2 separate regions of the Homo sapiens genome follow, and region 1 is linked to region 2. The links are chromatin contacts, found by Hi-C in ENCODE. All regions are on one chromosome and are shown on one strand. The core of a region is the stretch at or near the end of the contact, and the rest is flanking DNA. Distances in the headings are between cores, read along the strand shown. Region 1 overlaps MS4A4A (membrane spanning 4-domains A4A). Region 2 holds the start of LINC02705 (long intergenic non-protein coding RNA 2705).

Evidence for each region. A loop is a pair of places that touch in the nucleus more often than their neighbours do. Pooled maps may share reads with other maps.
Region 1: a loop to region 2 is called in a pooled map, with 2.0 times the contacts of the local background. The contact joins the enhancer-like site here to the promoter of LINC02705 in region 2. A Hi-C loop is called at or near these places in 1 of 168 maps with a recorded cell type or tissue (mammary epithelial cell) and 4 of 50 pooled maps.

Annotation. Positions count from the first base shown.
Region 1 is chr11:60,308,221-60,312,831 of GRCh38, forward strand. MS4A4A (membrane spanning 4-domains A4A) reads left to right here. Exons shown (of 7, transcript NM_148975.3): 7 at 1-750. Among named protein-coding and RNA genes, the nearest start is that of MS4A6E, 17 kb to the right of the region's middle. Within about 2 kb of position 2,536, at least 4 of the 41 ENCODE cell types and tissues checked have a DNase peak (open chromatin) inside an H3K27ac peak, as active enhancers do.
Region 2 is chr11:60,161,679-60,165,795 of GRCh38, forward strand. LINC02705 (long intergenic non-protein coding RNA 2705) reads right to left here and starts at 2,722. Exons shown (of 4, transcript XR_950142.1): 1 at 1-2,722.

The sequences.
Region 1 (4,611 bases), core at 1,286-3,785, 150 kb after region 2:
CTGACTGTGACACAAGAGCCTCACATGAGAAATTACCAGTATCCAACTTCGATACTGATAGACTTGTTGATATTATTATTATATGTAATCCAATTATGAACTGTGTGTGTATAGAGAGATAATAAATTCAAAATTATGTTCTCATTTTTTTCCCTGGAACTCAATAACTCATTTCACTGGCTCTTTATCGAGAGTACTAGAAGTTAAATTAATAAATAATGCATTTAATGAGGCAACAGCACTTGAAAGTTTTTCATTCATCATAAGAACTTTATATAAAGGCATTACATTGGCAAATAAGGTTTGGAAGCAGAAGAGCAAAAAAAAGATATTGTTAAAATGAGGCCTCCATGCAAAACACATACTTCCCTCCCATTTATTTAACTTTTTTTTTCTCCTACCTATGGGGACCAAAGTGCTTTTTCCTTCAGGAAGTGGAGATGCATGGCCATCTCCCCCTCCCTTTTTCCTTCTCCTGCTTTTCTTTCCCCATAGAAAGTACCTTGAAGTAGCACAGCCCGTCCTTGCATGTGCACGAGCTATCATTTGAGTAAAAGTATACATGGAGTAAAAATCATATTAAGCATCAGATTCAACTTATATTTTCTATTTCATCTTCTTCCTTTCCCTTCTCCCACCTTCTACTGGGCATAATTATATCTTAATCATATATGGAAATGTGCAACATATGGTATTTGTTAAATACGTTTGTTTTTATTGCAGAGCAAAAATAAATCAAATTAGAAGCAATACTTTCATGTGCTACCTACTTCCTTTTCAGATGCAATATGGTGGAAAGAGACTAAGCGTTGATGTCAAAAATACAGTATGGTGGTAAATAATGTGGGTTTTCTAAACAGACAACCCTGGGTTTTCATCTTGCTATCCCATCTTTGTTGTTTACTACTTATGTAGCTATGAAGATGCCACAAAATTTCTCTGTGCTTCATATTTCTTTTTAGGAAGGTAGTAATAATATTGTCTGGCCCATACACCTATGATAATTACTTGGTATAACAAAGGTAGAAAAACCAGGACTCTGACTGGTACATATGGAGCCACGAAAGTTTTAATTAATATATATACATGTATATATGTAAATAGATATGTATTAGATATATATATCAATTTATCATTTTATTCAGCATATATCTGTAAAGTATCTGTAATGAGGCAGACATTGTTTTAAGCATATAAGAAAATAGTGGTAAGAGAGATAATATCTTATATATATAAGATAATAGTGGTGAATAAGAGAGAGAACATCCTTCCTCTCTTGTAGGTTAAAACTTTTATGGGACAGGACATAGATTAACATATAAACAATCAAAACCTTTTTATATGTTGTTAGAAGCTAACTGGAAGAATTAATGTGCTAGAGAGTGGCTGCTGTAGTGGTGGTGAGAGATGAGTCATTAGAATGTACCCAGGAAAGTTTTTTTTTTGAGGAAGTGATATTTTCATTATGATAAGATAAAAATTATTGAATTTGCACGGATATTCGTATTTTCCAATTCAGTATATAGTATTTCTAGATTTCTCATTCTGCCCTACACTCACATATCTATTGTATCCACCTTTCTCCATGCACGCTTTTCATGGGAATGTAAGTCCCTCCTTCTATCAGTGCTAACCTGTCTACTTTCTCCAGCTCCAGGGATGGATAAGGTGTGGTAAAAGTCAGTTAAGACATTCTATCTTCTTGGTTGAAAGTTGGAAGGTAATTAGCAAGAACCACCAAATAGAACTTAATACTATTGCTTTTCTTTCTTTTTTTTTTTGAATTTTTTTTTTTTTTTTTTTTGAGACGGAGTCTCGCTCTGTCGCCCAGGCTGGAGTGCAGTGGCGCTATGTCGGCTCACTGCAAGCTCTGCCTCCCCGGTTCACGCCATTCTCCTGCCTCAGCCTCCCGAGTAGCTGGGACTGTATACAAGCGCCCGCCACCGCGCCCGGCTAATTTTTTATATTTTTAGTAGAGACGGGGTTTCACCGTGTTAGCCAGGATGGTGTCTCGATCTCCTGACCTCGTGATCCGCCCGCCTCGGCCTCCCAAAGTGCTGGGATTACAGGCGTGAGCCCCCGCGCCCGGCCAACTGTTAATATTTTACCATGTCATAAAGAGATATTGGTCTATGTATGTACCTAATTCCAATCTTTTAATTATTGTGTATGTACTGATATCCTACTTGTTTTATTTCTTCAATATTGTATTAATACTTGGCAGATTTTGTACTCGGCATTTATTCCCCATTTGTTCTGATAATGATGGCCTGATTTCCTCCAAAAAATCACCATTATCTAACTCTTAATTTATGTACAAGGGTGGAGCTCACCCAACCCCCAATTTCAGGAGTTGACCTGTGTCCTACATCTGGGAAGTGGCAGAATTACATCAACTCAGCTAGAGTGAAGTTCTTTGGTAGCCTTGTGACCTAGGAAAAAACAATTGTGTGAATGACTGACACATTTCCAATCAAAATTAATCTCATCATTTTCACTTCACTGACCAAGAAATGGTCTCCCCATCTTTCCTCTTTCCTGTTGGGTTTGGAGCTGTGAGGACGTAAGTTTGCTGCCATCAGCAGCCCCGTGACAGACAGATGCTCACAGACAAAAGCAGAACTGAGAAGTTCCAAGTGAACGATCAGACCCTAATGTAATTCTTTTGAGTCTCCAAGTCAAGTTTTACCCGGAGTTGGCCCAACCCCTGGGGTTTTAAATATATAAAGACAAGGAAAGAGATTTATTCAGATAGTGCAATAACTGGGCAAAATCCTTCAACGGCTTCCTCTCTAATTCAGAATAAAAGCCAAAGCTCATATAAATCCTACATAGTCCTTACATCACGTGATTCTTTGTTGTTTCTTGGATTTTTAAAATATCCTGACTTATATCCTGATATATTGCTTTGAGATTGTTTAAAATGGTAAGAGAGTGCCTTCTCTTGGTGATAATTAGTGCATACATAATTTTTTTAACACTTACATAAGCAACCTAAGATTAGTGCATTTTTAGTTGTAAAAAGTTCATGCAAATATTTTGTGCTATTAGTGCAAGATATTATGATTCCAACTTTTAGACAAGACTACCTGCACTTGTTTCATGTCATGTGATTTGAAATTTATTCTTCATTTGGTTATTCTTGGTTTTATCTATATGTGATTAGAAAGCAGTAGGAAAATGTCCATGAGACTTTGTCTCCTTTTGCTACTTTTACAATAAAAATAATTATTGTTTCATAGGTTTTTGTTTTTTTTTTTGAGAGAGGGTCTGGCTCTGTTGCACAGGCTGGAGTGCATTAGAACCTCTGCCTCCTGGACTTAAGCCATCCTCCCACCTCAGCCTCCTAAGTAAATGGGACTACAGGTGTGCACCACCACACCCAGCTACTTTTTCTATTTTTTGTAGAGACAGTGTTTCACCATGTTGCCCAGTTTGATTCCCTGTCTGCTTAATGATTGCAAGAGGCTCCCCTGCTGGGTTGAAGTTGGGCCAAGAATTGCCTTAGTAGTGGTTGATACGGTTGGGATGGTATGGTTAAAGTTGAACTCATCATTGAGGGAAGCATCTTGGGACCGCACTTCGCCTTGTAAATAATTGGAAAAAAAAAGTTATAAGGTCTTGAGTATATAAAGTGATATTATTGATAACTTCTAACTATAAGTAGTCCAAGCTCTTCAGGTAGATGCAAGATATCTGTGACTAAAAATGATTTTTTTAAAAAATTTGAATCCAGTATTTTTGGGTTTTTTTTTTGTCTTAGACTCACTGAGGCAAAATGAAGGCTTCACGCTAAGTTAAATTTGTGTTATCAAATATTTCTGTCCCCTTTCTCCTCTAAAATCTAATTTCTCTTCTCTACCAGTCCTAAATATCAAAGATTATAAGAAAAGTAAGGATAATTAAAGATTAAAGAATATTGAGGCTTGTGTATTTTTTCAGTCAATGATAAAGAAACGGGCGATCAATAATAAGCAACTGGTAAGTGTACTATAATCAGCATTGCTACAAAAACTGCTATCTATTGAGAAAACATGCATCCAACTATTAAAAGTAATTTATATTTATAAAATCAAATTAAACCCACTCGTAAATGTAAGAGAAGTCTCAAAGGGCTCATTGTTATAACAGTTATAATAGGTATTTTTACATTTGAGGTTGTAAAATGATAATACTGTATGCAAAGTTAGAGGCAAATCAACAGTTCTAACAGTGATGTGTTACACTTACATTACTCAGTAAATTGGATTATAGAGCATGGAACAATTTGGGGAAGAATCATCTCGGGTGTTCCCACTGACCATTAGAAATCTGTAGTTTATCTTAAATTAACTATTTTTAAAATTTGCCATTTTCCACAACTCTTACTTTTCCTGATTCTGAGTCCTGATCCCATAAACTTGCAATACTCTATGGAAAGGATTTCAAGAGAGACATACTTTTATCTTTAATAAAAACATGAATTAAACCAGAAGGAAGGAAATAAAGAGTTGAAGCCCACTGCTGTGGCTGCTGAAGTAATAGATGCATTTTATCTTAATACTTGACTAGAAATTTCCTGTATCTTCATTTTGTATCTTATTATGAATCTTCATCATTAAAATGTATGAT
Region 2 (4,117 bases), core at 1,472-3,971:
CAACTTTGATTAGGGCAGAGCTGGATTTTTTACTTACATCCTCATTCTCGTATTGACCCAGGCAGTCAGCTAGGACAAATCTGCACTGAACTATAGCTGCCTAATCCTCGGCAAGGGAACACAGTGTTACTGACCTTATGCAAAGTATCTAAGCCTTGATGAACGAAATTTGGACATTTACCTTCCTGCTCAGATTCCAGAAAGAAAGAGAACTGACTATTTGCAGCAAAATTTCAGGCAATATTTTTCCATACCCAAGTTTCCTGTAGCTCAGTTTACAGTGACCCCCACAGGCCTGGCGTTCACATCATCTCCACTTAGACTCCTTGTAAGATCAAACATGGGACTACTATAAGGCACGGTCTCTTCCTACCTTTGCATCTCTTCAGGGCACACCAATGGAAGTTATTGTCCTTTCTGGTGTGTGGACTCTAATTCACAGTCCTCAAAGAGGATGAATACCTGTCTGATGTGTAATTTGTGATGAAACTTTGTCTTAGACCCATGGGCCACTAGTTTCCTGTGATTTATCTCACTCTCCTTGCCAGATAGGTATCTGCAATGTTTTTAAGTTTTGTAATATATCCCTGATATAATAATCTAACTTCACTTCTCACATGCTAACACAGTATCAATGTAAGAGCACATTGTCAATGCTAGCTCCCCTCCATTGCCGTGTCTCCTGAATAGTATGCATGTCTCGCTTGCCAGATTCACTGTTAATAGGACTCATGTTTCTCTGGCTTCATGTAATAAAAACTAACTATAAATTATGAGTGCTTCTGAATTAGGGATCTTCTTAAAAACATGATTTTATTTAATAATATTGTATTTTATAAAATCCTTATTGTGTATCTTATCACATAACAGTTGTAATTATTTAATATACTTTCCCGACTATTACTTCTGTTTTTTTGAAAAACTCTCCTCCCGGTTCATGTGATTTCATTAGACTTGTAACCCCAGGTATGACAAAGTCTTTTCTTATGCCACAGTAACTGGACTGCTCTATTTTCTCATCCTTGTAAAATGGTAACTCCTTAGTGAATGCTTCAGAAGTTTCCAAAAATTCAAGAAAAATACCATATTGTTGGCAAATGTTAATTTATTGTGTATCATATTTAAGGCAGTAGGAAAAATGTTTCATAGAACCAAAAGATTGACATCATGTAAACAAACAAACAAAAATCAGTTTGCTACTAACACTTTCCCAATCCACTCTCTCATCTTGGTATTTTTTTCTTTTTCTTTTTCTTTTTTTTTTGCCAAGGACTTCTTAAAATCTTTTCAGGATTTTTCTTATAAAATATTTTGTAATATTTGAAACAAAACAATAAGCCTAATAACATCCTGACATCCATTAACATTTAAACAATTCAACTTGGACTCTAAATTCCCTCTACAAATCATGTTAATTCTATGATTCCTCCACAAGAATTTACATAGGTGAATATCTATACACATATGTATGTTTACATATATATGCACATATCTATATACATATATATGTGTCTTTTAACTTACTGATTTTTTTCTCCATTGTAAGCACTTATTTGGATGTTCAAGACACATGATAATAGAAACATTTACTTCCAAGTTTAATTTTGTAAGGCAAAATTCTCATTTTGTTTCTGGACAAAAATATCTTTTGGGCCTTTATATCAGCCTCCTCATATATTTTCTCATTCCAGGGGAGAAACTGGTTTTCATCTGGTTCTGTCGATCAACCAGAAAACTCTTGGATATCCCATTTCAGAGTCAAAGATATTAACATAATGTTCATTACACTATTGTGTGTGTAATTGGTTAAATTACAGCATAATTTTCTCTTTCTTTGCAACAGAATTGTGTTTTTGCCATGGAAAACATGTTCCCAATTAAGTGTGGTGACTGGAGGCCACTCATTGGTAAATTACAGATGTCACTTTATACCTGGATATATATATGTGTGTGTGTGTGTGTGTGTGTGTGTGAGCATGCATGTGTATATATACATATATATGTGTATCTTTATATGTGTGTGTGTGTGTGTATATATATATGTATATATCTCCCAGATATCACTAGATAGGCTTTTACCAAAAACAAAACAAAACAACTGCAGGATGTCATTTTACAGCACTTTCAACTATCTCCATGGATACAATATGATGTTGTTTCTCTGTCCAGTCCCAGCTAGATGCAACACAAGGAAAACTAGTTATCCATGGCACATGGACCAGACCATTAAAGAACAATGGTAAAGACACCACTTTCCACAATACCCTTCCGTGAGTTAGTCTCACTGTCGCTTTTGCATAGATGCATGTCCCTGTTACAGACTTGTCCACTGACTCTCAAAGACATTAGCTTTCATATCCAGCATTCAGCAGTTCTTCCGAAATGAGGATACAAGGCAAGTGTTGATGATGGTTATGCTCTAGTGTCCTAATTATTCCCTTCATTTACACCTCTATTGTTTTTCCTGGCTGACTTGCTGCTATTTCCACTTCCCTGGAGTAGTGCTAGCTCTACACCTATTTAGGTTAGCAAGTCCTGTTCACTCTTATAAGGTGTCTTTGGGGATAGATTTGTTAGGGTGTAACTCAGCACAGTAACCCCACAGAGGGTTCTAATTTCCCCTCAGATATGTGGTCTTGTGGTATTTCTATAATGTGTTATATTTCTAGATTTTTATGTGTATTTCCAGAAAAAAAAAACCCGTCTCTACTAAAAATACAAAAACAAGTTAGCCGGGCATGGTGGCGGGCACCTGTGGTCCCAGCTACTCAGGAGGCTGAGGCAGGAGAATGGTGCAAACCCAGGAGGCAGAGCTCGCAGTGAGCGGACATCGTGCCACTGCACTCCAGCCTGGGTCTGTCTCAAAAAAAAAAAAAAAAAAAACAAAAAAAGAAATTACCAGTAAACAGAGAGCCTAAGAATGAGAAAAAGTACTCACAAACTATACATCTGCCAAAGGTCTAATATCCAGCTTCTACAAGGATCTTAAGCAAAAACCAAAAAAAAAAAAAAAAAAAAAATCCAATTAAAAATGGGAAAAGGACATGCACAGACACTTTTCAAAAGAAGACATACAAGCAACCAACAAATATGAAAAAATGTTCAACATCATGAATCATCAGAGAAATGCAAATCAAAACCACAATAAGATACCATCTTACACCAGTCATAAAGGCTATCACTAAAAAGTCACAGAACAACAGATGCCGACAAGGCTGTGGAGAAAAGAGAACACTTACACACTGTTGGTGGGAATGGAAACTGGTTCAGCCACTGTGGAAAGCAGTGTGGTGATTCCTAGAAGACCTAAAAACACAACTACCATTTGACTCAGCAATCCTGTTACTGGGTTTTCCCAAAGGAAAATAATTCATTCTATCAAAAAGACACATGCACACATATGTTCATTGCAGTGCTACTCATGATAGCAAAGACATGGAATCAACCTAGGGGCCTGTCCATGGTGGATTGGATAAAGGAATTGTGGTACATATAAAACATGGAATACTATGCGATCATAAAAAACAATGAAAGCTTGTCCTTGGCAGCAACATGGATGGAACTGGAGGCCATTATCCTAAGCAAATGAACGGAAGAACAGAAAACCAAATACTGCATTGTTTTCACTAGCAAGTGGGAGCTAAATATTGAATACATATGAATGTAAAGATGGGAACAATAGACATTGAGGACCACTCACTCGATGGGGAAGGGAGGGAGAGGGGAACAGGTTGAAGAGCCCCTGTTGGGTACTATGCTTACTGCCTGGGTGATGGGATTTTTGGGACCTCAAGCCTCAGCATCATGTAATGTACCCATGTAACAAACCTGCACGTGTACTCTTTAATGTAATGCTGATGCTGATTATGCATTTGATTTCCCACCTTTCAACCCCACAACTTCTCAAGGAACCAGGAAACAGGGTACCATTTTAAAACTTCCAAATTTGTGAAAATAGAAATAAATTTATTACTTGAATTAAGTTCTTTTTCATCAGCTCATGTCACACCAAATCTTTCATGGGACAAAAAGAAACCCACGTTGGTTATGACTCATTGCCTCACCACATGTCTACTGACAATGAGCTCCCAGCCAGTGTCGGCCAGGACACAGTTGT